Regions from separate parts of the Mus musculus genome. Here region 2 is linked to region 1. Evidence: chromatin loops called from intact Hi-C (ENCODE). Cell type or tissue: heart. All regions are shown on one strand. Links, peaks and the distances in the headings refer to the core of each region. The heading gives the core; the rest is flanking DNA.

The links. Peaks named below come from ENCODE experiments on the same cell type or tissue, not always from the same donor. Only the 100,000 strongest peaks of a DNase experiment are listed, where the experiment ranks them.
Region 2: a loop joins it to region 1, with 6 times the contacts of the local background. A loop is called at or near these places in 4 of 42 quality-filtered maps.

The regions. Positions count from the first base shown.
Region 1 is chr14:70,609,766-70,625,245 of GRCm38, forward strand. It overlaps Dmtn (dematin actin binding protein), which reads right to left. Exons shown (of 16, transcript NM_001252662.1): 2 at 8,474-8,643; 3 at 8,190-8,264; 4 at 7,520-7,675; 5 at 6,309-6,353; 6 at 5,849-5,948; 7 at 5,469-5,525; 8 at 5,078-5,230; 9 at 3,531-3,655; 10 at 2,903-3,008. The coding sequence starts at 8,491. Among named protein-coding and RNA genes, the nearest start is that of Dmtn, 9.6 kb to the right of the region's middle. In heart, for the core only: CTCF peaks have their summits at 8,423 (motif pointing right) and 8,649; DNase peaks (open chromatin) are centred at 8,396 and 8,826; H3K4me3 peaks cover 2,048 bases; H3K27ac peaks cover 2,220 bases; H3K27me3 peaks cover 997 bases.
Region 2 is chr14:70,759,348-70,774,827 of GRCm38, forward strand. Dok2 (docking protein 2) reads left to right here and starts at 15,034. Exons shown (of 5, transcript NM_010071.2): 1 at 15,034-15,162. The coding sequence starts at 15,091. It also overlaps a transcript of Xpo7 not described here. In heart, for the core only: CTCF peaks have their summits at 7,482 and 10,369 (motif pointing left); DNase peaks (open chromatin) are centred at 6,664, 7,424, 8,324 and 10,384; H3K4me3 peaks cover 2,942 bases; H3K27ac peaks cover 2,527 bases.

The DNA.
Region 1 (15,480 bases), core at 4,972-12,971:
GGTACTCAATCCAATTACAGATGGTTGTGAGCCACCATGTGGTGGTTGCTGGGAATTGAACTCAGGACCTCTGGAAGAGCAGTGGGTGCTCTTAGCCGCTGTCTACTCCCCACCCTCCAACCCCCCCCCCCCCCACACACACACCTTGTTTTGTTTTGTTTTGCTTTGCTTTGCTTTGCTTTGTTTTTTGTTTTTCTGAGACAGGTATAGCCCTGGCTGTCCTGGAACTCACTTTGTAGACCAGATTGGCCTCAAACTCAGAGATCCGCCTGCCTCTGCCTCCCAAGTGCTGGGATTAAAGGCATGCGCCACCACGCCCGGCCACACACACCTTTTTAAAAGGTAGAAACTTGGAACTAGAGAGATGGCTCAGTGGCTGCTCTTCTGGATGACCCCCAGTTCGGTTCCCTGCACCCACACTGCAGCTCACAACCATGCAGTCCTAGGGGAAATCTCTGTGCATGCATCCAGTGCACAGACATACATGCAGACAAAACAGCCATAAATAAAACAAATAATGTTTAACAGGTCTCACTATGCCACTCTAGATGACTTGGAACTCCCCATCTAGGTCACGGTGGCTTCGAACTCACAAAGATCTGCCTATGTCTGCTTCTAAGCACCAGGATTAAAGGTGGGCACCACCAAACCAGGCTCTGATAGTTTTTGTTAGTTTGTTTGTTTAAATGGTTTATTTCCTTTTTTATATGTGGGTTAGTGTTCTGCCTGCATGTATGTCTGTGTGAGGGTGTCGGATCTTTAGGAACTGAAGTTATACAGGAGGAGGAAGAGGAGAAGGAAGAGGAATTGTCTCAGGGTTAAGGGCAAACCCTATGTGAGATGCCATGTGGGGGCTGGGAATTGAACCTGGGTTCTCTAGAAAAGAAGCCAGTGCTCTTAACTGCTGAGTTATCTCTCCAGCCCTGCTCCAAAAGGTTTTTAGTGTGAAACAGAGTCTATTAAGTTGTCTAGGCTACATTCATACTCAATTTGAGCCTTGGTAGGCCTTAAACTTTTTTCTCTTCCTTCCTTCCTTCCTTCCTTCCTTCCTTCCTTCCTTCCTTCCTTATGTCTTCAAGACAGGGTCTCTCCTTGTAGCCCTGGCTGTCCTGGGGCTCTCTATGTAGGACAGGCCCGTCTTAAACTCAGAGAGATCCACCTGTCTCTGCCTACAAAGTACTGGGATTAAAGGCATGCACCACTATGCCCAGATGCCTTAAATGTTTAATTCTCTTGCTTCAGTCTGCTGAGCAGCTCAGATTACAGGCCTGCTCCACAGGTCTAGCCACATATTTCATACAGCGACAGAAGGCTGACTAATATGTACATCTACAAGCCAGCTTGGAAGATTGTTTCCAGAGATGACCTGTAACTCTCTCCATATACCTTGCTTCCTTTTTGCAATGAAACCTTGTAATTCCTTGAATCTGGGACAGAACCTATTCCACCTTGAGTCTAGTTTCATTTCTAGAAAACCTACATTTTTGTTATTGTTGTTGATTTGGAGATAGTGTCTGTGGTAGTTTGAATAAGAATCATCGCCCTATAGGCCCCATATATTTGAATGCTTAGTCCCCAGAGAGTGGCTCTGTTGAAAAGGATTAGAAGAATTAGGAGGCATGGCCTTGTTAGAGGAAGTGTGTCAATGGAGGTGAGCTTTTGAGGTTTCAAAAGCCCATGCTAGGCCTAGGTGTTCGCTTTTCTCTGCCTTTGGATCAGGATGTAGCTCTCGGCCACTGCTCCAGTGTCATGAGTGTCACCATGTTCCCTGCCATGATGATAATAGAGTAAGCCTCAGAAAATGTAACCCAGCTCCAATTAAATGCTTTCTTTGATTAGTTGCTTTGTTCATGGTGCCTCCTCACAGCAACAGAACGGTGATTAAGATAGGGTCTTTTATTTTTTCCTCCCCAGCCCAGGCTAGACTCCTAGTTTTGGGATTAAACTTGTGCCACCTTGCCAGCTTTGGTGCCTTGACTAATGGAATGCAAAAACAGTGACCCGTCATGGCTCCCAAGGTCAGGTCTTAAGAGTTCTCATGCCTCTCCCTTGGGGTGCTTAGCTCTGTCCCTCCCATCTCCAGCTACCAGGCTCTAGGGAAGTCCAGACTAGTTGGGGTTGCTCAGAGGCCCAGAACTCAAGGCCCCCTTCACCCACCGCATGCTACTCGGTGCCCATGCTCTCTGTGCTGCCACACTAGCTCAAGCTCCCGGCCTTTGCTCCCACGCTGTCCTTGACATCTGGAAGGACCTTCTGCACCATTTATTTGCCTCTTCTAAGACTTAGGGGAGGCTAGAGAGGTGGCTCAGTGATTAAAATCACTGGCTGTTATTCCAGAGGACCTGGGTTCAATTCCCAGCACCTGTGGTAGCTCACAACTGTCTGTAGCTCCAGGGGATCTGACACACTCACTGACACATGTAAGTAAGCAAAACACCAATGCACATTAAATAAATAAATAAATAAATAAATAAATAAATAAATAAATGGTTAAAGAAAATACTTAGGGGAGCCTACCAGGCCTCCTCACTGGCCTTTCAAAGCACTCGTTGATACTCTGTCCCCATTGCCTGCCACACTGCTCAAAAGTCACACGGATTTACACATTACTTTCCCCTTGGCTGGAGGAAATGGCTGTATCTTTCACTCACAATGACCCCAGTGCTTAGCATGTCCCTCAGTAAGTGTCCATTAAATGAAGTCAAGGCTCTCACGCTGCTTGTACCAGGAATCTCTACCTGTTCTGGCTATCAGGGCATATTTTTGCCCTAAAGGAGTACACCTGTGGGCCTCACCCCCAGACTGAGCCTTTAAGTATAATGGTTCAATAGCCACACACACATCCGTCCACCCCACACCCACCCCTGGCCAGATGACCCGGAGCACACTCCACAGCACTCACAGGTATGGAAGGGTGTCCGGTCAGGCAGAGAGCGTGTTTTCCTCCGGATGGGCAATGACTTTTCCATCTCTTCTTTCAAGATCATCTTTCCCAAGTTGGAAGTAACCTGTTTGGGGGTAGAGGAGAATGGTGCCCAGCCGAAGACACCAGATTCCCATCTCTGAAAAGTGCAAACTTGGGATTCAAAGCAGGAGGGTTAGCGATGGCTTTCCCAGGTGGCTGGTCCACACCTGGAGCCCGTTGATCTTACTGGGCACTCAAGCAAATTGTTTGCTGAAGATGTTCAGTGGTAGCCTTCCACTGTGGCTTCTCTATTCTAGGTCACCATGTCAAGAGCACAACCAATGGCCTTCCCAAGACTCCTTATTCTCTCTCCTCCCCTAGGCCAGCCTGCTGAAACCGGGTGCTGGTGCACCCCTCTCTTTCCTGTGCTCTGGATCTTAATGTCCAGGACCACTGTTCCAAAAGCAGCCTAAAGCACAGGACTCCTGGTAAAGAAGAGGCACCTCCCACCAGGTCAAATGCAGATGTTTCTATGGCACTAGCCTTTTAGACTGGCTCTGGGGACAGAATATTTATCACCTAGATGGCATGAGGGTGGCGGGGGTGGGGAGGGGCAAGATGCTACCTTACTGAGCTCCTCTTTCTGCCGTTCCCTGATGGCCTTAATCTCCTCTTCAGAGTCATCGTCTTCCTCTTCCTCCTCTTCCTCTGCCCCCTTTCGAGATGCCTTCCGTTTCCTCCATTCTGTCTCTAGGAGATAGAGGCCCCAGAAACAATGTGGCCACTCAGCCATGGGCTTCTCCAGCTTGTGGAACAGGGCTGGAACAAAGTCTGTCTGTCTGCCTTTCTTTCTTTCTTCCTTCCTTTCTTTCTTTCTTTCTTTCTTTCTTTCTTTCTTTACACCTTGAGTCTAGTTTCATTTCTAGAAAACCTACATTTTTGTTATTGTTGTTGATTTGGAGATAGTGTCTGTGGTAGTTTGAATAAGAATCATCCCCCTATAGGCCCCATATATTTGAATGCTTAGTCCCCAGAAAATTCATAAACTGGATAAGAAACACATATTTAAATTCCCTGGAGAGTAAGACCCTTCTCTCATTTACTTCTCTTTTCCAAATCTCCTATCACAGGGTCTGGCTATAGCAAGAACTTGAGAGATGTCCATTAAGTGACAGGAGCTAGAGAGATGGCTAAGTGGTTAAGGCCATGCACTGTTCTTCCAGAGGACCTGAGTTCCATTTGCAACCCGCACGGGGTGCCTTCACAGCCCCCTGTAACTTTGCCTTGGGCCTCCTAGGCACTGCACTTCCATGCACATACCCTCCCACACACATACACACATGTACATATAGTTCAAATCAAATAAAACCTTAAAAAATAATAATGAGGGCTGGAGAGATGGCTCAGTGGTTAAGAGCACTGACTGCTCTTCCAGAGGTCCTGGGTTCAGTTCCCAGCAACCACATGGTGGCTCACAACCATCTGTAATAGGATCCGATGCCCTCTTCTGGTGTGTCTGAAGAGTACACCAGTGTACTCACATACATAAAATAAATAAAACAAATCTTTAAAAAAATAATAATGAGGGCTGGCGAGATGGCTCAGCGATTAAGAACACCGACTGCTCTTCTGAAGGTCCTGAGTTCAAATCCCAGCAACCACATGGTGGCTCACAACCATCCATAATGAGATCTGATGCCCTCTTCTGGAATATCTGAAGACAGTTACAGTGTGCTTACATATAATAAATAAATAAATCTTAAAAAAGAAATAATAATGAGGGCCAGGCGTGGTGGGCCATGCCTTTAACCCCAGCACTCTGGAGGCAGAGGCAGATGGACCTCTGAGTTTAGGCTAGCCTGGTGTACAAAGTGAGTTCTAGGATAGCCAGGGCTGTTACACAGGGAAACCCTGACTCAAAAAACCAAATGATGATGATGGTGGTGGTGGTAATGATAATGAGCAAGAGGAGAAGAAATGGTGACCAGGCTGTGCACAGTAACACAAAGAAGTACAGGGGAGAGGTAAGAAATGAACTGTCAATAGGGGAAAGTACAAAAGACTGAGAAGAAACAAACAGGCTTGAGGTGGGCTGGGACTGGGTTCACCGGGCCAAGAAAGAGAAGTGAACGGGGACCCTTGGCCTCCTCTCCTTTCCCCGGGTTTTCCTACCCACAACGGCCAGCGACGGGGGACATGGCCAGTAGTCAGTCTCTATCTTGGCTGGCTGGTTGGGGTCAGGGGGCTGCGCTGCAGGAAACTTGGAGGATTCGATGATGAGGTCCTCGATGAGGTGCTTGCTCTGAGGGCTGCCTCCCACGGATTCTGCAGACAGATCCAGGGTCAGTCCACACACCTACCACCCCTGCTAACCACGCAGCCACCCTCAGCTCCAGCTCTGTCACCTCTCCTTCACACCCACGGAGAACTCAGCTGATCCACGGGAGAGAGCCCCGGGCCTTACAGGCCTGGAGAAGCTTTTCTTCCATCCCTTCCCGGCTCTCAGCACCACCCCACCGCGATGTGCCAGGAGAAGCACGGAGGAAGTCAGGGGAACCCTCACCTCTCTGTTTGTAGATGGGTGGCTTCTTGTAGATGTTGGAATCCGGGCGGGTAGTCTCTGAGAGACAGAACAAGATCAGCTGAGAAAGGGGACACGATGACAGGGGTGGTGGCTCTGGGCACAAAATGGAGGTAAAATGAACAGGGCCATAAGCTCAGACCACACCTTGTGAAGGCAGGGACTTCCTGCACTTTTCTGGGTAGGTGAGAAGAGATAGCAAGACCACTATCACCGCTAGTTCTGCCTGGCATCCTAGTACCGTAGGGTCCAGCTAGATCTAAACCCAAAGAGTAGGGACCAGAGAGTAAGGGGTCTGGGGGTCCTGAAGGAGAATTGAAGTCCCAAGGAAAGAACGTAGCTAGGCTGATAATAAAACCTACCAGGGTGGTGGAAGTGGGGCAGGCTGGTCCTGGGGGTCCCTGTGGTCCTTGGGGTTGAAGCCTGAGAGATGATTCCAAGAGTCCGGCTCTCCGCCCACACCTATGCAGAAGTATGCAGCCTGTAGCCTACACCCCATACCCCTTCCCACTCCCATGTGCATGGCTTTACCTCAGGCTACCTTTCCCATCCTCCTACACCAGCGTCCCCACTTCCCAACCCCAGGGCAATGTCACGGGCAGAGGAAGCACATTCCAGGACTCCATCTGCCCGCTCAGGGTGCCTACCCAGAGAAAAAGGGTTAAAGAGAGTCCCTGGGTCTGGCAGACAGATGAGTTGGCCAGGGACCAACCAGCCAGGATTTGCTGACTCTATCATCCCCTGGACTTTGCTGGGCTGGGGCTAGGCATGTTGGGGGAGGGGGCTGAGGGCCCAAACAAAGCAGGACGAAAGCCAACTGACCTCTGGAGACGGTGGGGGGGATGTGGATTTGGGTGACAGTGAGCACTGTGAACGGAGAGAATGATCAGAGTCACAGGTAGGTTTAAACCCTAGACCCTCAGAGGGACCATTTCACCCCCATCTACGCAGCTTCCCCTACTGTCCTAACCAACCTGCTTCCCTCTGGAGTCCCTGCCAATCTCTGGCCTGGCCTTCATCCTTCTTCTGCCCAGTATTCTCTCTGTCTTTTCATGTGAAGCTTGGATATGGGAACAGTGTGCCTCGTGCCCTGTACTAAGTATGACCCTGGTGGCAGAGCCTGGTAAGGAATGGAGGGACCAAAGCCACAGAGCAGCTCTGGAAGAGTCAGATCTCCTGGGCCACTCGGTACTCAAGTTTTCCAGGGTGACAGCTGTTCACTCCAATATGACCTCTTTTGTTTCCTAAAATTCAAATTGTATTGTTTTGATATTTACTTTGCGTGAGTGTGGGCACGCACATGCCACAGCACATGTGTGGAGGGCAGGGGACAGCTTCCAGGGCTCAGTTCTTTCCTTCTACCATTGGTTCTGGGATCCCACTTAAGTCAGCCGGCTTACATGCATCCAAGTGCTTTCACCTGCGGAGCCACCTGGCCACACCTTACTTTAATAGTCTCTCTCTCTCTCTCTCTCTCTCTCTCTCTCTCTCTCTCTCTCTCTCTCTCTCAGACAAGGTTTCACTATGTAGCCTTTTGCCCACTACACAGACCACTTTCTTTCTTTCTTTCTGAGACAAAGTTTCACTCTGTAGCCCTTTGCCCACTACACAGACCAGGCTGGCTTCCAAACCCTGGAGATCTGCTTGCCTTTGCCTCTGCATACAGGGATCAAAGGTAAGCATCGCCATGACCATGACCCCTTCCTTGAAGACAGGTGACAAAGCACCTGACCAAGCATTGCCCCATATACTGCTTTCTGAGGTTCATAAGAAGAACCAGCTCTTCTATGTGACAGAGGGCAAACTGAGGCTAAAATGTTTCCCCTCTCCCTTGCCTAGAATTTCTGGAGCTGTTTCTGTGTATTTTGTTCTCCCAGCCTTTCCCTATAGGACCTCTCCCCATGTCACCACTGTCCAGCTGGGGGCTGAACAGTGCTCACTCCTGCGCATAGCCTGTGCCTGCCTCCAAGGAGGACTGCCAGGAAGATCCCCGCTCAGCTCCCCTCACGCCTGCACACGTGATCCCTTCTCACCTCCCGGCTTCTGGGCAGCTCTACATGTTCCAGGAGGGAATAGGTAAAGTGGGGCTCATAGATCATGAGGTCAGGTCGCTCAATGTCCAGGATGGCCTTGTCCTTGGGGATGGCAGCCAGATCCTTGTAGCCCAACACCTGGTTGTCCATCTTGGCCTGAAGGGAAATGGTCCAAATGGAAGAGTTCCCCATAGCATCACTAGGACACTGGACTCACTGGCTGGACTTAGTTATCAGAAAAACATGTTATTCATCAATTCTCTTATTAGCAGCTCTATTCTGTTCCTTCTAAGGACCTAAAATAAGTGCTTATTTTAATTTCTGAGACAGCATTTCATCTAGTTAAGGCTTGCCTCAAACCCTCTCTATAGCTGCATCTGGCCTTGAACTTCCTTACTTCCCAAACGCTGGGACTATAGGGACTTAGGCCCCTTAAAAAAAAAAAAAAAAAAAAAAAAAAGCTCTGTGCCTCTGAGGCTCTCTGCAACTAGACCAGCCCTTCCCAAGACAGCCTCCGCTGGGATCTCTGGGTCTTTCCACCTGCAAGAGTTCACAGGACCTCCCTCCATGCCGGAGGGGGAGACAGGAGGGGGGGCGGGGAGGGGTAGTGAAGGGGATCCGCCCCTCCCTCCTCCCAGCTGAGGTGCAGGTGGCCAACATAAGTACTCACCACGATGCTGGAGGGAGAGCCGGGCACACTGGAGTCTCTGGAGGAGCTGACGCTCCCCGGGGAGGTAAGAGGTTGCTGGAGAGAGCGAGAAGGTGGCGGAGTGGGCATGCGCGTGGGTGCGAGGGTGTGGGAGTGGGTCTTGCCCTAGGCCTCAGGATGGGGTGGGGTGGGGTGGGGAAACCCGGCGTGCTACGTGGAGGTGGCCACCAGGTGGCGCCGGCGACTCTAGCACGGACCTGGGAGAGCAGCGGTCCCCACCCTGGCCCGGGGTGCAAGCCGCTCACCTTCTGCAGACGTTCCATGCGGCAGCCACTGGCCGGCCGCTCCCTCGGGGGCCGGTGCGCACTTGGAGAGGACAGACGTCAGGCTCGGCCCGGCTCCTGCAGCGAGGGCGTCACAGCGCTCTGTGGTGTCCTCATCCCTTGGGCCTCTCTGGGCTGCTGACCGCGGGTGGCTGGAAGGACAGTGAGCCCCAGTAAGGGCGTTAGGCTGTCAGGTTCCGCGGCGCTGAGTTCAGCCCCAGGGAGTTGTGCGTGCATGTGGCCAGGCGGTGGCTGCGTGAGTCGGCTGCACTTGTTTTTTCAGCCATTGTTCTCTGGCTTCAGAGGAAATGACGGCAGGGGTCAGCTGGCATCCCAGGGTGGACAGACGGCTATATCCTCAAGCTTGTCACCCCTGCCCTGGCCCTGCTCTGGCCCGGGCCCTCTCCCAAGTGGTGCTGGCCCCTCCCACTCCAGCCACTGGTTTCACTCCCCAGAGTTTGCTCAGCCAAATCTTTATTTTCCCCAGAAGGTTAACACGGGGACATTGAGTCATTAGCTAAGACTGGAAGCACAGGGAGCCAGAGGCCCGAGGAAGAAAACCCACGGGGATCGGTTGGGGTGGTGAAGCTATGGGCATGACCAAGAGCTGCTGGTGGTCCCCCCCGAAGCTAGCGAGCGCACTTGCCTTTTCTGTTCCCTACAGGCAGGCAGTATGCTATGTAGACACTGTAAAATACCTCTGCCACCACAAAGTGCCCAGAGCATTCTCAGGGGCTGTCACACTGCTCTATGAGGGCTGCTTGGTCACCTTTCACACTGTCTGTCCCTAGGATAGGCCAGTCTATGTACTAGGTGATGGCTACAGTCCATGTCCTCTCCTTCTTGGCCACGCCCTCAGCTCTCCTCCTTTCCCTTCTCCCAGTCCTCAGCCACAGACTGAGGAGAGCTGTGTACAGAAGGGAAAGGAGGATGGTGTGGTGGTTTCAAGCAAGACCTCTCAAGCCGGGATGCCTGCCTGGCCTTAAGCAGTGACTATTACTCCGATGTGGTGGGTAAGTCATTTACACTCTGCACATCCTAGCACTTGGGAGGCTGACGCAGGAGGATTGCTTTGAATTCCAGGCTAGCATGGGTTACATAGAGAGTTCCAATCAGCTTTGAATTTTGAAACCTTGTCTAAAGCATTTTTGAAACCTTGTCATAGGCTGCTCAGACAAGTCAATAATAGTATTTATTTACTTATCTTTATGTGTATGAGTGTGTTGTCAGACTGTTATGTCTGTGTGTCACATGCATGCCTGCTGTTCATGGAGTCCAGAAGAGGGCATCGGATCCCCTGGAACTGGAGTTACAGATGAGTGGCCATGTGAATGTTAAGAACCAAACCTGGGTCCTCTGAAAGAGCAGACAATGCTCTTAACTACTGAGCTGTCTCTCCAGCCCCAAAGAAGTAGCTAAGTTAGTGCATACACGGTGAATAAAACATGCTCTATTTCATGTAGAGGGTAAGCTATTAATAGTATTTCTATCTCCCCAGGGATTAATGAATTGAGGGGGCTTTTTCTGTAGCCAGTCATGAAAGAATGAAGCCCCTGCTTTGTTTCTCTCTTTCTGGGGGGCAAAACCATGTCCTCTTAAGTCTCCCCACCTCTCTTCTCCTCACAGGGTTGCACTGCACTGCCCTGGCCAACCTCAAATTCTCAGTCCTTCTACCTCAGGCCAGGCTCCCATAGGCTGGGATAAGAGGCGTGCTGCAAAAAAAAAAAAAAAAAAAAAAAAAAAAAAAAAAAAAAATAAGGGCTGGTGAGATGGCTCAGTGGGTAAGAGCACCCGACTGCTCTTCCGAAGGTCCGGAGTTCAAATCCCAGCAACCACATGGTGGCTCACAACCATCTGTAACAAGATCTGACTCCCTCTTCTGGAGTGTCTGAAGACAGCTACAGTGTACTTACATATAATAAATAAATAAATCTTAAAAAAAAAAAAAAAAAGAGGCGTGCTGCATGACCATGCCCGGCTCTGCCAATCTTTTTCATCTGTATGTTACCTCTACCATTCCGCTGCCCGTGTCTCACCAAAAGCCGTCCTTATCCCACTTCTAAACCTCGGCCTACATCTACTCCCTTCCGTCCACCCCTGGGCCTCCCTCAGACCTCTCATTCTCCTAGATCCACATGGAAGCCTTTGCCGCCATCCTGTCCTAGTGCCTCCTGCTAGTGCTAACCCTTAGCTGAAAAGCAAACTTTGTGGAGAAGGTGATACTTAATGCTGGATGCGGTTCTTCAGCCATGGAATGCCTTGCTCCCTGAAACGAACTGGCCACTGACTTCCCAGCGGGCAACTGTGACACCCCAGCTATCACCGATAGACACATTTACCTTCTGAACTAGAGACTGTGTGTGTGCACTCATGAAATGCCCGGAGCTTGAATTTAGTGTGCTCTTCTCCTGAGCCACAGACTCTGTCTTCTATTTTTTGTTTTGATTTATTTATTTATTATTTATTTTTATTTTGAGACAGGGTCCGAGTTAGTTACTCGGGCTGGCTTTGGAATACTCTATGATCCAGGCAGGCCTTTTAGCTTGTGATTCTTTCCTGCTTCCGCTCTCAAATAGCTGTGCTAGCTACTGTATGCTGGATACAGGTCAACAACTACAACTATTCTAATGCGTTCTTACAAGAGTTCTGCAGGCTAGACCAATTTCACAGCTGCGGAAACCCAGGCTTAGGGAGACTAAGGTCCAGTCCAAGGTCAACTAACTCAAGTGAAATAAATGCCTTTGGCATGGCATGGTGCAGAGTGTCTGCCCAGTAATGTGCCATGTGAGTCTTTTTAGAGTTCTAGAACCAGAGGTGAAATCTGTGGAGGTGTACGCCTTTAATCCTAGAACTCAGGACACAGAGGCAGAGGCAGGCAGATTTCTGAGTTCGAGACCAGCCTGGTCTACAAAGTGAGTTCCAGGACAGCCAGGCCTACACAGAGAAACCCTGTCTTGAAACAAAACAAAACAAAACAAAACAAAACAAAACAAAACAAAACAAGAATTCTAGCCGGTTGTGGTGGCCCATGCCTTTAATCCCAGCACTCAGGAGGCAGAGGCAGGCAGATTTCTGAGTTCGAGGCCAGCCTGGTCTACCAAGTGAGTTCCAGGACAGCCAGGGCTATACAGAGAAACCCTGTCTCGAAAAACCAAAAAAAACAAAAACAAAAACAAAAAACAAGAATTCTAGCACCAAGGCATCTCCATCAGACTGCCAGGAGGAATGTGGAGTTTGTGATAACAGGATTCTCCTTCTAGAGTATCAGGCTTCTCCAGCCTTCTCACTGCTGATGTGAAATGCTTAAACTAGGTGTCTGATGAGCAACATGCGCTGTGGTACACACTGAAGGGCTGTCAGTGCTCTCTCACTAGGCCCTGAATTTTACTCTGCTAATAGCCATTGTCCCAAGGTCTATACCCATGGCTTAGCCCTAGAAGCGAACACTTGTCCCCCCATCCACCCATCTCCCACCATGTAGTAGATATGCTTCTGGCTTTCCCACCCATCCACGTTGGAGCATCTCTTCCCCACGGAACACAGTACCAAGCTTTGTGCCCCCAAGCCTCATGGAGAACAGATCGGTGAACGAAAGGACTGATTCCGGCCCTCCAGGAAGAACTCGCTCATAGATAAGTTCTACACAAAGTGGAGAGGCACACACCCCAGATAAGGCAGCGGGCTGCAGAAAGTCAGGAAAGGGTGTCTCTGGAGGAATGGAGAAGTTTTTTTGTTGGAGGCCTTAAAGCAGTGGTTCTCAACCTCCCTAGTGCTTCCTAAATAGACCCTTTCTTTAATACAGTTCCTCACGCTGTAACCCTAAATCCTAAAGTTATTTTCATTGCTACTTCATAACTGCAATTTTGCTACTGTTATGAATTGTAATATAAATATCTGATATGCAGATAGTTTTAGGTGACCCCTGTGAAAGGGTCGTCTGACCCCAAAAGGAGGTCATGCCCCACAGACCTAGAGGTAGGGGTCTAAATGTGAAATTGCTAGCAGGGAAAGAAAGTCGAATGCCATCCCAGGACCCACTTTGGGGTGGGGAGGGGTCAGTACATCACATGAAGTATGGAATAAACGCTGAAGGGAAGGGAAGACCAGCAAAGCCAGAGGCCAGAGGAAGTGAGGAGGCTCCCAGAGAAGTGAGGGAAGAAGGCCACGTCCACGGGAGGAATGGAGCTTCTGCAAAGTCCTGGGTTTGAGGCTGCAGCAGGGTGGCTGACAGGGAACAAAGGATTGTCAGCACCGGGGCGGGCGGGAGGGCCAGCGGAGGACAGGCTCTGGAGAAAACACTTGCTTCTCACTGAGAAGGGGAAGGACCGGAAGTTGGGTTGTAACAGAACAGGGCACAGGGAGGCAGCTGGTCAGAGGGCCTCTCCGTTTTACCAGGAAGGCGGCCTAGAGCGCAGGGGAGCTGTAATGGGCATTCTGGAGAGCAAAGACCGACAGGAGGAATAATGTTCTAGCACCTCACCCAGAACACCAGGCGTGGGGCGCTTCACGGAGCAAAGGGTCCCCGGGGTTGTGGCCAGACATGAAAGCCATGGTTACATATGAACAAGCACCAGCATGCCTACACACAGCCGCCACTCAGGAACCCGATTGCAAACACCAGTGGACAGAGTTATATAATAGTTGATATTTACAGACTATCATGATTGACTGTGGACTCCGGATTTCACGGTCCTGCCTTTCACCCTCACCACGCCGTCTCAGTCCTGTGAACTGTTCCCTCAGTTGTAGCATGGGTTGCATGTAGCGTGGTGAAATGAGACTTCAGTAAGTACTGGGTCAAGGGCACACTTAAGCTCACTGACCACAGTACCACTTCAGGTTGAGTTATTGTGCTCCTCTGTCCCTTCCCCTTGCCAGGCCCTCCACAGCTGGGCCCTGCCTGAGGCGCCCCCACAGCACTAGTGGGGCTCCCCAGGCTCCATCTGGGTCCTGCATCCCTGTGTGGTACCAGAGCACACAAATCAGCGCCTTTTGGGAAAGTGCTAAAAGGCAGAGCCTTAGGGACATTTGCATTTGAATGAAAGGTTTTAGCAGTGGGTGCTTTGTTGGTTTGTTTTAGATAAGAGTTTTCACTGTAGCCCAGGCTGGTCTCCAACTACTTAATCCCAACCTAGGATGACCTTCAACTTCACCTCTGGAAAGCCCGAACCTTTGGCGCTACCTAGCCTGGCTTCACTTGGTCGTGGGGATCAGCCCAGGGGCGTCATGCACACCAGGCACTAGGTAACTAAACTATAACCCCGGGCTATGAATAAGGTTCTTGCTGGGGACATTTGAGGCTGTCAGAAGGCCAGCAGGGGAAACCATTTTTTTGGAGTGGAAGACGAGAAAGGAAAGATGGGAGTGGGTGGGAAGGAGGTGTGTGGGGAGGGAGGGTGATTTTTCAGCTTCCGTTTAGTCACACTGCACAGGCATCTGCCTACCGCACCCACGTGAAGTCCCCTCACCCAAGCTAATTTCTCACATTCCTCCTCCGGGCCTGATCCCTCTCCATCCTCCGTCATGGCCCCGCTTACTTCATTCAGAACACTCCCCAAGTTCTGTAACTTCTGTGGATACGGACTAAAAGGTCAGGCTGCAGCAGGAAGGGAAGGGGAAAGAAGGGGAGGGGTGGGGGTACGGCACCATAGAGGAAGCCAGTCCAGGTGTCGGAAGACCCCCTTCAACCTCCCAGGCTCAGGTCAATAGCCAGCAGGCTTCCCATCCTTCCATCTCAGCCGCACCCACCTTCAGCTGGCCGCCCCAGCCTTATCTGAGCCACCAGCCAGGCCCCACCTCAAACCACCCACCCTCTCATTTCCACGGCAACCAGAGCTTTGCAGCTCCCCAGGATATGGGTGATAAGACTTGCCCACAGGGATCTCCAGGTTGGCACCTACCCATCCCAGGCAGGGATGGATCCAGATTAAAAGCCCTGGACTTGGAGAAATGAAATGTAGAAAGTTCAGCAGGCACAGAGATCCACCATCTCAGGTGGGGGTCTAGTCCAGCCCTTGTTTCCATCCGAAGCCACCGCTACTTTCTACTTAACACATTGGCATTTTGTTCCCTTACAGATGAGAACAAAAAAGAACTAAGAGGTGAGCTTACCCAGGGCCACCCAAAAGAAGGCAAGCTGGATGAAATTCCAACCGGGCTGAATTTAAGCCAAAGGAATTTCCTATCTTTCCAATGCATCCCCAAAGATTCCATTTTAATATGAACTTGGGTCTCTCTACCTCTCACCTGACCCGTACAGCAGGAGCTGGGAGTCAGGATTGGGTGAGAGTGTAGGATCTGGCCCTGGGACAACTGAGCATCGTCAAGCCATGCTGGAGAGTTAGTTCATGAGTTAACAGGCCTGCCATGTGGGCTAGGTCAGGCAGGTGGGAGGCCCATTCTCTGCCTCTGTTTCCTTCAGTGTCTCTGTCTTTCTTCCTGCCTTCCTTTTCCCTTCTTCTTCTTTTCTCCCTCTCCCTCTCCCCCTCCCAGCCCCACTTGCACAGTTGCTGTGGCAACAACAACGCAATGCCAGAAATAAAGACAGGCTCCAGCTAGGTCACCCGTTCCCAAAACAGCATCCTAGGGTGGGAGAAGGGTGGTGTAGTCAATAGGGCGGGAACTGGGCGCGCACTACAGTGAATGTGTGTATTGTAGGGTGGGGTGAGACACGGGACAGCAGGGTTTGGGCCTGCTTAGGCCAGTGGCTCATCAAAAGCCTTACTTAAGTCAAGTTTATCCCTGGCCTTTTCTCAGGCCACCAAGGCCCTGTTACTTTCTCTTCTCTTGTTTTCTCTCTCTCTCTCTCTTTCTCTCTCTCTCTCTCTCTCTCGCTCATGCAAATGCTTTCTGATCCTTTTCCTATTGCTTTGGACTATGCATTCCTCATACCAACTCTGAATGACACCTGTCCCATTGAACAAGATCAGGCAGCTTCAGGAGTAGATAACGGAGTCCGTCTGTTCCAGGACCTGCCTACCCACTCTCAG
Region 2 (15,480 bases), core at 3,847-11,846, 150 kb after region 1:
TTCCGGTGGTTCTCCACTCTTCAAGGGATAGCAGGTTTTTATTTAATCAACCCATTTCAAGGAAAATTTCATTAGTAACATCTCTACAATACCTATCTTATAGAATGGCTCTGAATGTCAAATGACAACACTCTAAAATGGCAAGTATCTAAAAGTCCAATTAGTGCTAATGTGTAGGTAGTTTCTAATTCTACTTTCTTTCAAATATATCTATATTACTTTTATGGCACAAGAGTGTGGGCAGACATAAAAGCACATATTTGTGTGACATGGTCACGAGCCAAGTATGTACGTATCAGAATTACTAAGGGTCGAGGTTTTTTTTTTTTTTTTTTTTTTTGTGGTGAGCAATTCCTTTCCCTTCCAATGACTTTAATATATTCTCCTGTCCTGGATAGTTTTATGTCAACTTGACACAAGCTAAAGTCATCAGAGAGGAAGGAACCTTAATTAAGAAAATGCCTCTATAAAATGGGGCTGTAAGCAAACCTGTAGGGCATTTTCTTAATTAGTGATTGATGGAGGAAGGCCCAGCCTCTTGTGGGTGGCGTCATCCCTGGTTCTGAGTTCTATTAGAAAGTAGGGTGAGCAAGCCATGGAGAGCAAGTCAGCAAGCAGCACCACTCCATAGCCTCTGCATAGCTCTGGCCTTCAGATTCCTACACTGTTTGAGTTCCTACCTTGATGTGGAAGTGTAAGCCAACTAAACCCTTTCCTCCCCAGCATGCTTTTTGGTCATGGTGTTTCTTTGCAGCAGCACAAACTCTTAAGTCAGCTCCTTCATGCTATCCTCATTCTATTAAGAATTTCTTGCTTTTAAAGAGGCTATAAATAAGAGTGAACTGCACTCTTCAGAGGTACTGTAATGCGAAGAAAGAGTAATTAATAATCACATATTTAGGGACATGTTGACAAAAGCATGGACTCTCACTATGAAGTCTTAACTTGACAACTCAGGCTTTTATTATCTCTCCAATTCACACAGAGAACCCTGAAGGTAGAGTACCACATTTGTGCATCCTTTCCAAGTCCCCACAACAACAGAAAACAGAAGATGGTTTATGGTTGTCACTACAAATCATTCTCAAGAATGTAACTCATAGTCCAGCTAGGTTGCATTGCCTGTAATTTTAGCTACTTGGGAGGCTGAGGCAGGAGGATTCAAAGTTTAAGGCTAATCTGAACAATTGAGAACCTGTCTCAAAATTTAAAAAGTAGGGGCTGGAGGTATCTGAGGTGGCACACTCCTTTAATCCCAGCACCAGGGAGGCAGAGGCAGGGAGGGTCTGTGAGATGGAGACCAGCTTGGTCTACAGAGCAAGTTTCAGCTAGGGTTACATAAAGAAACTATGTCTCAAACAAAACAAAACAAAACCAACTGAACAAACAAAAACAAAAAACAACCAAAGTAGGAGTTGAAGAAACTGTTAATGGGTTAAAAGTATGTATGGCTCTTGCATAGATGCAAGGCCTCTGCTACTGTGGGATTAAAAAAGGAATATATCGGGGCTGGTGAGATGGCTCAGTGGGTAAGAGCACCCGATTGCTCTTCCGAAGATCCAGAGTTCAAATCCCAGCAACCACATGGTGGCTCACAGCCATCCGTAACGAGATCTAACTCCCTCTTCTGGTGTGTCTGAAGACAGCTACAGTGTACTTACATATAATAATAAATAAATCTTTAAAAAAAAAAAAAGGAATATATCTCCTTACCTAAAAATTCATTTTGGGTACAGCTGTCTAGGAACATATATTATGACCTTCCACTAGGATCAAGAGGTCAAAGAGAACCACTTGTAAATAACTTGTAAACTTAATAATAAAATATTGTGGTTGTTTATACCCATAAAGGACCACTACCTTAAACTTGTGTAGGTACACTTCCCCTTTCTCTCACCAGAGTACTCACACAGTTTCCAGTGTGTTCTCAAAAATGAGTAAAAATACTCAATAAGCCGAGTAACAACTGCTCCCCCCCGGCCTTCCAGCTGAATTTGTTACTAAGCCTTAGCTGTGAAAGCATACTTAAAAACTAAATGACATGGGCTGGAGAGATGGCTCAGTGGTTAAGAGCACCGACTGCTCTTCCGAAGGTCCTGAGTTCAAATCCCAGGAACCACATGGTGGCTCACAACCATCCGTAATGAGATCTGACGCTCTCTTCTAATGCATCTGAAGGCAGCTACAGTGTACTTAGATATAATAATAAATTTAAAAAGCTAAATGACAGGGTAGGAGTTATCTAGAAGGGAGTGGTGGTGTGACAGGGTACAAGCAGGGGCATCAAGAGGGCTTCTGGGTACTGACAATATTAATTTGGGAGCTGGTAACAAAGGAAATTTCATCAAGCTGAATAATGAATTTTCTTTACCTGTCTTTAGGTAGACCATATTTCAGTAACTTACAAAAGAAACAAAGATGAGTCACTCATACTAAGTAGACGTTATTAGACAGTTTAAAAAGTTAAGATTGTAAGATGGTGTACTAGGTGAGGCTGCTGGAACTGAAGCCTCCAAACAGCAGCTGGTGTGGAACTAAAGCCCTCACTCCAACCAAGAACCTACAGGAACTGAGCCTATTAAAGAGGGTGCATTTGAAAGCGGATTCTCCATCCTCAGTCAAGCCTTGAAACTGCAGCCCCAGCTGACAGTGCAGATTGTACAGTAGACCCTGAACCAGGACCATTGAGATAAGCCACTCCCAGGTCTCTGACCCTGAGAAAATCTGTGAGATAAGATGTCTGGCATTAAAATAGGAAAAAAAAAATTCAGAACACTATCTTCTTTACACATACTGAAGGGAGTGAAGTAGCTGTAGCTACAGAGAACTGTTAGCTTATGGGCTTAAGTGAGCCATTCTCCCTTCCTGAAGAGCAATGGTAATATTGCTTCTAAAATCCAACCCGGACAGAAAATGCAGCTGGCGACTATGGAAGCTACTTCCTGTAAGGTATGGACAGGGATCTTCTTGCCGCTTCTAGTACTTCAACCCAAATCACAGACCATTTTATCCTAGTCACACTCTGTTCTACTGCTCAGTGTTTGGATGGTACCACACACACATTGTTCTCAAGGCTTTTCTCACAGGAGGAAATCTAACAAACATGAGTTATCAAGTAAATATGAACAGGTGATTCTAAGACTGACACTTGCTGGAGAACACTTAGGCAGAAGAGCACACTCCTGCACTTCTAGCTATTGCGAGGCTGGATGGGAATCACGTGACCCTGGGAATTCAAGGCCAGCCAGGACAACACAGGGAGATCCCATGACAAAAATAAATCCCAGACATTATTTTGTAAATTCTCATTTGAGAGGGATTTAGGGAAGGGAACCTTGCTCTGAAATGTGTCTCCTCTGTCTCCATCTGTGTGGCAGAAGCCTGCTCTCTGATGCTTGTGCAAAGAGAGCATGAGTATTTAGTACTTCAGTTTCAGGCTCCTGGGTCTTTCTCCTTCTGCATCTTTCACACAGTAAACAGTAAGAATTTTGGTACTAATAGGTTTAGTTGACAAAGTACCGGAAGTTACTATTTATTTTCACGTAGAGTTCTCAAAATTGACTTACTGTGCTATCCTCTCCTTGCACGTTTCAAAAACCTGAGACAACCGCTTTTGCTATATAATCAGGCTACATTTTTGGACTCTGTTAAATTTTAACCTGCCAGCTGTACTGATTCTTCATAACTTCCTAGAGTCACACTGGCAGTCAATATTTAATTACTGCACCTGAAATTTCAAACTATGATTACTTTGCAAAGTCTTCTCTGTTACACAGTTATAAAGCAGAGCTCAATAACACATCAAAACTCCAGAATTATTCTTTTTATTAAATTTGTATGTCTAATACATGTACCTATTTAGCAACCTATTTAATTCCTGGATTCCTTCCTTTTTGTCTCAAATCCTGTTAGCTATTAAAGTCAGCAAGTTCCTTCTTAATCTTTGCAGTATCACTGTTCTCCAAGTTATCTTGATTTAGTTGCATTAACAAGCTAGAATGGGAAGGTATTGAATTGCCACATCACCTCCACTTAACTTTATATAACATCCTCTTTTTCTCTCTGCCTATCTAGCTACCTAACTATCCATCCATCCACCCACCCAGCCATCATGATTACACAGTTTTAGTCCTCCCCTCTCCCCAACCAGGTAATGCTTTGTAACTACACTATTCAAAGGTTAGATCACACCTTTTAAGTAAGAAAATCATTACATTAAGGCCAGTTTTCTAAAGACCCTTGACTATGACAATAACAGGGCTCACAGACAAACCAAGTATTATAATTTTTCCATGACTAAAGTTTCACAGCACTTAAAATCGTCAATAAAACACAACCTGGCACACACTTATAATCCCAGCACAATGGAGGTGGTGGAAGGAGGATCAGAAGTTCAAGGCCAACACTTGTCTACATAGGAAGTTTGAGGTCAGATGGGGACTCCATTTAGCCCCTCACACACATACTGGAAAGAACCCCAAGGCCCTATATACCTTAGAAAAACAATGTCTGAAGATTCCAGAAGCCTGAGAAAATCTGCCATACACTTACTTATCATTAAGAGAAAAAAAATTGCTCACGGTAGCAGTTCTACAAAAGTATAGATATACTCTATGTATTGTGCACATGCAGCTGCCTGATCATCAGACTCCCTTAGTAAGATCAACAGTGTGATCAGGTAGGTACCTCCTTCAGTGTTCTGCAGACCAGTTTCTAACCAACCTGAGGAAGAATGTGTCTTTTTCATGGGAAGGTTTTGTATTAAAATACTACTATAAAGAGTCTAAATATCCGATACTAACACTTAGCTTGTTGGTCTAATAAAATAAAACCCAGCATGTCCCAGTACTCCAAAATAATTCAGAGTGACACATTACAGTCTTGAGTATGCTTCCCTCCATCTAGAAGTTGAAGTCTTACTTTAGTCTACTTATTTTTGGGTAGGTGGGAGAAAAACAGCATTCTAAAAAAAATGAAGCCGTGCATGGTGGCGCACACCTTTAATCCCAGCACTCCTCGGGAGGCAGAGGCAGGCAGATTTCTGAGTTCGAGGCCAGCCTGGTCTACAAAGTAAGTTCCAGGACAGCCAGGGCTACACAGAGAAACCCTGTCTCAAAAAACCAAAAAAAAAAAAAAAAAAAAAAAAAAAAAAAATGAGACCTTTTTTTGTGGCACAAAGGCTATGAAGGTGGCTTTGATGCATTTTGACATTCTAATGAGTAATGATAACAGAATCAGTTTTAAAAAATCCTGGAAAAAAATATTCTGGACTGGGGGACTCCATGAGCAGACACTTCTTTAGAGGAGACAGAACCCACATTTAAAAATTAAAAAAAAAATTCTACACATATGAGGGATTGCATGTATGTATGTATACCACGTGTATACCTGACGCCTGTAGATGCCAGGTGTCTGATATCCTAGATGTGGAGTACTGGATAACTGTGGGTAATCATGTGTGTGCTGGGAGCCATCTCCCTTACCCTCCTCTCTCTATAGGCATATACACATGAATGCATATATTCATTAGTTTTTAAACTAATGACGTCCCCTGTGCTCCCCAAAGCACTGCTCATGAGCTCTATTCTCAAGACCCTGGGTTTGAGCCCTAGCACAAACAGAAAGTTCTGGAATACTCATTGCACATCCTTAGCAGAAGTTGGACTCAAAATTTTAAAAACTTTGGTTCACCTGGACTTACTTTAAGCAAGTCTCACAGCAGTTCTGTGCTTTGGTTCTGTTCCCTGAAGTGCAGAGGTAACCACACTACCTACTTTTTAAGATGAAAAAAAAAAAAATCACATAAACACCTTCATGTCTTTGTAGTAGAAACATCTACTACTGTCTCTTCAACACTATTATTATTATTAACACTCTGTCATGTTTTACTGCTCCTTCTGAAGTAGGCCACCGCACTGCTTCAGAACATGAATCTGTGGTCTTCTATTTGTGGTTAAGTTTTGCGATATAATTCTACCCTGATAAGTCCCTCCCATTCCAGAGTGCAACTCCACCAATCTCGAGCCTTCGAAGTTGAGTCTTTAATCAGTCTCTTTCTCGGTCAAAGAAACAACTAGAAGTCTCACCATTCCACTTTCTTTGAACATACTCGGAATAAGATTACTCTTAGAACTTGGGGAAAGACGCCACACTGTATGCAAAATAAAGGCGACTCTGCCAGATCATCTTTACTTCCCATAGCCCCAAACCTGTGGGGTTTGTTGCATAGGAAATCCGAAGGTTCCTGACAATGGATTAACATCAGTAACTGTCAAAGAGTATCAGAAGCCCCAGATAGCAAAAACTTTACCTAGTTTGCAAGAAACAGCTTGCACTTGCTCCAGCTACTGCTGGGTTAGGTGTGGGCTACCCTTTTTCCCTCCCGGCCTGTGTTATTCTATAAGGACCCCAAAGCATCCCCCCACTCAGCTCCGGAGCACGATCAAGACCCTCCCGAGGGCTGTCTGCACCCAACCCAGCAGCTCTGGTTTCAGACACACCCCCCTCCACCCCGTGTTTCACTGGAGGTGTGGGCGCTCAACTCCTAGGCTATGGCAAGGGGGGCGCGAGGGGAGGCGAGCAAGGCCTCAGCTCCCATTTTGGAGGACAGGGTGCTCGGGCCTCCCGGCTGTGCCAATGGGAAGTGGGAGCGGAGGGCGTTTCGGGGCAGAGGTAGAGGGCCAGATAGGGAAAGGGGGTCTGTCGGATTTGGGGGCGCGAGGAGGAAAGGCGACCGGAAAGAGTCAGGAGAGCGGGGTTCGCGTGGTAAGGCGCTCTTTTTGTTAATCGCTGAGGGCCGGCGCTGTGACCTGGGGGGCCCCTTAGGACAGTCACGAGGGGTCCTCTCGCTCCCGGGTTTGGAAGGTTCCCCCAAGGGTTGCACGGAGGCCTCGGGCCGCGGCTGTGCGCGCCCGCGGACCAGTCCGTCCTTCCAGCGCCTCGCGTGAGGCGTGGGGCCGGGTGGGAGGGGATGGAGGAGGCCCCCGGTCCGGGAGGCGGGAAAGGCCCCGCGCTGCGGGACGGGCGGCGGCTCGGCGGCTCTGAGCGGCGGCGGCTCGGCGGCCTGTCGGGGCCCCGGGTGGGCTCGAGCCCCGGGGCCCGCGTGCGCCCCGCACTCGGCGGCCTCGACTCCCTCGGCCGCCCCCTCCCCCGGCTCTCGCTCACCTGCACATGATCCGCCATTTTGCTCCATTCATGCTCCTCTCAGGCCCCCCCTCCCCACCAGCGCGCACCTCGGCCGGGGCCGCCGCCGCCGCTGCTGCCGCCGTCGCCGCTGCGCCTGCGCGCTGGGGACTCGGCGCGCTACGCTCGTGGCGTAGCGCCGCTCTGCCGCGCAGGCCCCGGCCGGCCGCTCTGGGTTGGAGAATGCGCAGCGTGGCTGGGACGGCGTAGGGGCGCGGGCAACGTCAGCGGCCCGGAGACGCCGGGTGGGAGGAAGCGGAGGGCCGTGGAAGCGCAAGGGAGGGGAGCTGGGGGAACAAAGCTTTGTTTACATGGGTTTTAAAGGGGCCGCGCTCGAACTCGCGCGCGGGCCAGCGCCGCGTGGGAGCGGAGCACGCTGCCTGTCGTTTCGGGTGCTGTCATGGCTCCACCCCGCACTGTGCACCCGGGCCATTGCCTGTCCACGTGCGGCCTGCTTGACTCGTCTCTGGACGTCCCTGCCCCAGGGCCAAAGACCTCCTACCTGGGATACCTGCACCCTTCGCGACTTCCCAGGACACTGCTCTGAACTGGGCCGCGATTGTGATTGTGCTTTTCTAGCCCGTTCTCCTGGACCAGGGTCATTGTTTTCTGATCCGGGTTTCACCAACAACCCCGGTAGCAATCGCCTTGTTTTTATTAATGTCTTGTTCTCCTCTATAAACATCCATGGATATAGCCGCCAGATACCGATGATCAAAAATGTTAACATGCTGCCTTTTAATCTTCCGAAATCAATTTGCTGTTTGGACCAGTGCTACAGGCAGCCCACCCCACTTCCCCTCCACCCACGAAGGGGTCAGATGCGTCGGGTGAGGGTAATATCTGAACGCCGAGGCCGAGTCCCCATCAGTTTTCTGTGTTAGATAATGCCGATTCCTATTTTCTATTGGCTTCCACTCCAGTTTGTACTCAAGGCTCCTAGATTAAATCAGCGGGATTTTGATAGCATTGTTTTAAGTTGGCTAACAGGACTACATCTGCAAGTGAAGGCGGTAGCGAGGCCCACAGTATTACTGTTGCAGATTTATTGGGCTGGTTTTCAGCAGCAGCGTGTCTTCCTCCTGCTGTGTCTTCTAGTTCGCAAAGGTAGGACAAGTAGGAACTACATTACCCAGACTTCCTTGTAATTGGGGTTCGGCCAGCAAAATTGACTCAGTGAAAGAGACTGACTCAGAAGATTTAGGAGGCAGAAGTAAGGCAGAGCTTTCAACTGTTGTTTCTGGCAAGCTCTTCCTGTTAATCTTTGACTTTCTCGCCCTCTTTTCTCCCTCTCCCTCTTTCTCCAACCTTCCAGTAGCCAATCATTAATTCCATGAGTATAAATAGGCAAGGGTGTGTGTAGGGAGGTAGTGCCAGGGTATTCCTGACTTTGTGTTACATTGCAGTTGTAGACTCTTGGGGTCTCAGTGACAGTGACCTCCTCCTCCTTTTTTTTTTTTTTTTTTTTTTTTGCCTTTTTTTGTTTTGGCTTTTTTTTTTTTTTTTTTTTCGAGGCAGGGTTTCTCTGTATAGCCCTGGCTATCCAGGAACTCACTCTATAGACCAGGCCGGCCTGGAACTCAGAAATCCACCTGCCTCTGCCTCCCAAGTGCTGGGATTAAAGGCGTGTGCCACCACTGCCCTGCAGTGACTTTCTTCTTGACTGATTGATAAGGTAGCTTTTTAGTAGGCCAGACTACTCAGATCTCTGTCCACTATCTCCTGATTCCTGGTTCTCCTTTTCTCTTCCCCATCTTCAGTTCACCCACTTTCTTAAAATAAACTCAGAAATAATCTTGATTATTCAGCTTGTCAGTCCTCCTCAGTCTTCACCTCCATGCCTGCTGTGCATATCTCTAATGCACACCAGACTCCACTCCTGTCTTCAATGCTGATATCCTGGTCTGAGGCTTACATTTTTTTCTAAGTCCTACATGGAATCCTGTTATATGTTCCCTTGTCCCTGTATTTCTCCTTGGTGGCTCAGTCCCCATACCGCTGCAACATCAACCCCACAAAACAGACAGCGTACACTCGTGTTTGAAGCCCTTGAGAGGACTCTTCTTGAGCATCTTCGGTATGACCTGGCTGACCTCTCCTGTACCCCTGCTCCTTCACAATGCTCTGCTCATTTCTGGCTCTGCTCTGCTCTTCTTTTGCCGTTACTCAGTACCTTTCCTGGTCCAAAGGTGCCAGGAACTGAACCCTCTCTTTTCTTAATGCAGTGTCTCCCTTATGCTCGGAGGATACATTGCCTGAAGCTACAGAGCAGGCAGTATCTATATGCTGTTTTCTTCATATATATCTAAGATAAAGTTTATAAAGTTGCCACAGTAAGATGAATGGTAATAGATAATAAGATAGAACAATGACAGTGTGGCATTACACAGTTTTGTTTTGTTTTGTTTTGTTTTTAAGGGTTGCTTGTTTCTGGAGTGTTCCATTTAGTATTTTTGAATTCTAGTTTATGAAACCATGGATATAGGAGGACCATTTACATACTTAATGGGGAAAGGGTAAATAGCAATGAGATTAGGGATGTATACTGTCCGACCCTCTACAGTCAGGAACCTTTGAAGCTGAGGATGGCAGGCACCACAGCTGTCCTCATCCTGTCCTTTGCCCAGTCCATCTTTCTCATGTCCACATCTCTCTGCCCATTTTAAACCTTTCTCTTGTCTGCCCAGAGCTGCCCATTGGGTATCTCTCTTCACCTAGAAGATCTTTCGGAGTTAGCTAATCCCTGAGTGAGGAAGCCGGGAGCCAGCTGAAACCCCAACTGTCCTCAGTACGGGCTATGGGAATTTGTTGACACCTTTGCTTCCTAACACTGGCGCCTGGAGACCCAGAAGTCCTCTAAGTCTCTGCACCTCGGTTGTGTCTGGGGACAGTGCAGCACAAGATCCTGCTCTTGTGGCTCCCCAGAGGCCAAGCAGAAGGTCACTGTGGTTATTGCAGGATTCCCATAGCGGGATCCCTACCCCAGCTGGGTGAAGTTCAGCTTGATGGAAGACGTATTCTTAGTAGATTCTAGCTCCTTTTAGACTATGGCTATGAGAAAAGTATTCAGCTTCCACAGGCCAGGGATGGGATTGGGGGTGGGGGTGGGGGTGTGTTCTGGAATACGTGGGGTCAGGTTTAAAAAGTTTCCAAGGAATCTAGTAAACTCGGGCGCCCCCTTGTGGTTCTGAGTGGTGTGTATCCTGTTTCCCTACTGGTTGGAGGGTAAGCAGGGTGTTTGAGAAAGAAAGCATCCTTTGCACTCCTGTGAGGCATGTGCTGGTGAACTCCACAGCACTGTCACACCAGAGCCATCCGATAAGAAGAGCCATCTGATAAGAATCTGTATCCTGCCGGGCAGTGGTGGTGCACACCTTTAATCCCAGCACTTGGGAGGCAGAGGCAGGCATGGTCTACAGAGTGAGTTCCAGAACAGCCAGCGCTATACAGAGAAACCCTGTCTGGAAACAAAACAAAACAAAACAAAACAACAAAAAACCAAAAAAAGAAAGAAAGAAAAACAAAGCCAATATTTTTCTACAATCCTTCCTAGCACCTATAACATTAGTATATTGTTGGATTATATTGTTAGAATATTTTATTTTAAAAACTGTTCTTTGAGTTGCTCACTTGTTTCACAAAAGATAATATTACATGTATTTTTCTTGGAGTTAGCATAGAATTTCCAGCAGTTTCTGATATGTCCCTAAACATACTAGCGCCACTTCATACTATGTATGTATGTATGTATGCCTGGATGTCTGCACTTTGGGGGGGAGGGGTCTTCTGTATCAAAGGCTTACCTTGTCAACTACTTGTGTGGCCAAGGATGATTTTGAACTTCCAGTCCTCCTGCTCCACCTCCTAAGTGTTAGCATTCCAGGTGTGGACCCCAGGTCCAGCTGTACTCTGTGAGTGTGCAATGAGTTCTCAGCATTGATGATTATAACATCGGAATAGCACTCAACTCTGAAAAGCATTGAGAACCAGAGAAAATTGATACTGTAGTAGCATCTGCAATTCCTGCAGGCAGGACGGGACACGGAGAGGGGAGAATTTTGAAAAACGGCTTTTCTATACTGGGTATGTGGCTCAGCTTTGCCTGCGTTGGAAGACTCTCCAGACCACCCCTAACTTCAGTTTCCTTCCGTTTCAAGAAGTGGACTGTGGAGACTGATTGATTCATGAGGTTTCCATGTCCTTCGTTATCAAATATTCAGCCATCGTTACGTTATTGTGTGAAAGTGAGCAAGTGTACCCATCTCAATATGTAATTTGCTTCTGTTTTTATATTTTTGGTTGTGAGCCTAGCCATTTCTTTGGTCTTGCCTGTCATTAATAAATGGTAGTGCATACACCAAAGACTTTTTTTTTTTTTAAGATTTATTTATTTATTATATGTAAGTACATTGTAGCTGTCTTCAAACACTCCAGAAGAGGGAGTCAGATCTCGTTACGGATGGTTGTGAGCCACCATGTGGTTGCTGGGATTTGAACTCTGGACCTTCGGAAGAGCAGTCGGGTGCTCTAACCGACTGAGCCATCTCACCAGCCCCCACCAAAGACTTTTTTAAAAGTAAGTTTATGATTGGTTATCAGTAAAAGCTTGATTTGTATATCTGGTTTATATACCTGGGCTCAAGTAAAATTTCCCAGGTGAAAAGGACTCAGAAATGAAGAATCTATGATGCTCTAGAGACAGAGGAGGCTATGCCTTGCTTCATACTCTTAGCCACTTCCCAAGCCAGTACTCTCACAACTCCATGGTTCTCCTTTAGTGTTTGACCCAACTTGCTAAAATCCTGGCAGCAAGGGTGAGGTGAGCTGGGCTGACACAGCTCCAAACCCCAGAGCTTTTGTGTTCACCTTTCCAAGCTGTTTTGGTCTATACCCGGCATCTACAGCAGAAGGCTTGAACCACGTCTCAGTAGAAGAAATGGGCTAAGTTATATAAATCCTTCATAGGATTGCTCCCAGGAGTATGGCCTGGTCCACAGTTTTCCCAACTATTCCAGGCTGCTTCTTCAGGTCATCTGGCTCTAAGGTGAAAATTTCCATGGAACATGGCTTTTCCCAGAAGAGATTCTCTTTCTGCATGGCATCTGCATTCTGATTGGCGCCTGAGAGAAGTTTCGTTACAGATCTGGGAAGATGAGTCCGTGGCTAAATGGCTTGCGATGCAAGTCTGAGGACCTGAGTTCAGATCTCCAGAGTTTATGTAAGTCAATATCATAGTAGCACCTTCAATCACAGCAGGCGTGGTGGGAGGCAGATGCAGGAGACTTTCCAGGAGCTGCCTTTCATGGGCCAGCTACTTTGACTTATGGGAACGCAAACGAGATCCTGTCTCAAACAGGATGGGAGGTGAGGAGGGATACCTGAGGTTGGTCTCTGACTTCCACGGGTATGCTTGTTTCTCTCTCTCTCTCTCTCCCTCTTTCTCCCCCCCCCCTCTCTCTCTCACACACACACACACGATTAAAAAAAGTTGTACTAGCTAGGTATGATGGCACATGTATTGGAGACTAGCCCGTGAAACATAGGACTCCGTCTCAAAAGATCAAAAACCAACCAATGAAACAAACGAACAAACCAAAACCCCATTGCATTAATGGCCTACCCATCCACCCCTAACAGTTCTGTGATCTCAGGAAAGTTGCAAGCAGGTATGCTTATGTCCCCCTCGTCCCCACCTTTGTCAGAGAATAAAACGTGACTGGTGAGACAGTAGATGGCAAGGACCAGCCTCGGCATGGAGAGGGGTTCTGAGAGAATGGGTTTCTGGGAGCAGTGGAAAGAACGACTTGAAGTCAAATCGTGGGTCCGAGCTATGTTCTGCTTGATAAAGCTTTTCCAGTCTGTCTCTCTCTTTGTCTGTCTGCTTTCTCTCTGGAGATCTCTGTTCTGCTTGCTTGCTATTCTAAGAGATTTCTCTGTCTATGTCCTGCCTCCTTGTGTGTGTGTTGTCTGTCTATCTGTCTCTGTGTCTCTGTGTGTGCATGTCTGTCTGTTCTCCAAGTAGTTCACTTTTTTTTTCCTAAAAAATTCTCTGGATAGCTCATTCATTTATTTCCTGAAGAGCACAGGTCCAGTCTTTTATTTTACATATTACTCCAGTCATTTACTCCAGGTTTCCCTTTCAATTATCTCGTAGGATAATCAAGTATACATCCCATGACCCCAGACCTTTGATTCTTAGGAGACAGCAAACATACATTTTTTTTTCTTAATATTGCAAAAGAATTCAGAGGTCTAGACAGACCTTTGTTAAGAACAGACAATAAGAGAGTTAGGTGAGACACTGCCCTGACCACACCTGGGCCTAACCTCCCTCTGTCCTAGGCTGACCTGGAGCTCAGGAATCTGCCTGATAAGCTGACTCATAGTGTGGCTGCCTTTATTCCTTTAGATTCATGAATTCATTCCTTGTAATTCATATCGCATCCCTATATTTTGCATAGTTGAGAAACTATATATATATATATACTGAACTCATGTATTTAGAGTTCTTTCCCATAGCCTCAAGGGCTGTCCTGAAAGTCTCAGCATTTACCATTTTTCTGGAGACATAGCCACCTCACCTTTGCCTCCAGGCCTCACTTTCGCTTCCTGGACTCACGCTGTCTCTGATTAGCATGGAGTCATTAACATTGAAACAGAGGACATTCCTCAGAGTGAAAATATGCACTACACAAACAAGTCTCCCTCTCACAGCAGCCATTGACACTTGTGGAGGCTCACACCAGGGGCTACATGTCGCTCTGTCTCCACCAGTGCTACACCAGGCTTGGCACGCATAGAAGAATTGGAAGTTCTGAAGTTCCCACAGTTTAAGGTAAGTCCCACTTGAACCCAAGTGAGGAAGGAAGCCAACAGCTGAGTTAGACTTGGGGAGGAAATCTTTTTCTAGAGAGAATGTTCTTATTTCTAGATTCACCACAGACTTGTGTATTGTATGTTGTTCTTATTGCTAGATTCACCACAGACTTGTGTATTGTATGTGTTTTTGGCAGGCAGGAAATACTTTCATACAATGGGACTGGTGCGTGTTGTGTGTGTGTGCGTGCACACACACACACACACACACACATGTTTTATCTATCTGTAATTTACCCAGTATATGGCTCATCTTTGCTTGAGCTGGGAGACTTGGGTTCTGGGTGTTAGCCTTATAGGCCCTTCAGACCATCTCTATCTCCTTTTCTTTTTTTTTCTTTTCTTTTCTTTACTTTTCTTTTCTTTTCTTTTTTTCTCTCTTTCTTTCTCTCTTTCTTTCTTTTTTCTTTCTTTCAAGATTTATTTACTTATTTTATGCATATGAGTACGTGTACATTGCTCCGTTCAGGAACATCAGAAGAGGTCATCAGACCCCATTACAGAGCCACCATGTGGTTGCTGGGATTTGAACTCAGGACCTCTGGAGGAGCAGTCAGTGCTCTTAACCGCTGAGCCACCTCTCCAGCCCCAGTTTTCTCTTTTCAATGAGTAGGTTATGGTGATTGATTCCAAAGGGCTTTTCCAGCCCTGACACACTCAGCATCCTGCCTGAATGTAGAGCCCTCACCCCGGACTTTCTTGAACAACTTGATTTTGGGGTCTCTTTGTTCTTATGGCTCAGTCCTTCACACCAGCTTCTGCAGAAGTGTGAAATTTGGCTTTTTTTGGAAATTGCATGTTACTCACTGGAAATGCAGGAAGGAAGCTTGCTCGTGAAGTGCACTTAAAAAAAAAAAAAGGCGCACACAGAGCAAGAAACCACAGGGCCTATCAGCCTGTCGTCATCAAGCAGACTAGAATAGTGTAGAAAAACTCTAGTCAGAGAGGAAATGAACTAGAGAGAAGGGGGAACAGGCCCAGAAGAGAGAAGAGAGAGGGCAGAGGCAATGGCAGTGGGGAGCTGAAGCTGCGATGGTCAGGATGGAGGAGCCAGCTGTGAAGCAGGGCTTCCTGCATCTTCAGCAGCAGCAGACCTTTGGCAAGGTAAGAGTAAGGCTGGGCTCTCGCTGGGCGGAGCAGCTTGGGGGAGGGCCCTGTTACTATCCCGGGTAGAAGGGTGTCTTAATATCCCTGACCCTTATGAGACCATGTGCTCCACCAGTTTAGACAAGAACACTACTTGGGGAAGATGTCTGCCTTCTCAACGTGCCTTGCCTTCTAAACCAGGCTCTGGATCGCTCTTTGCTGAGGGCTGTTTGTCCTTGCTTGTGGGGGAGGAAGCAGATTCTGACATTATCTCTCTCTCTTTTTGTTCCCTTGCTCAGTATTGAATTTGGGGGTACCTTGGGCGGGTACGGAAGG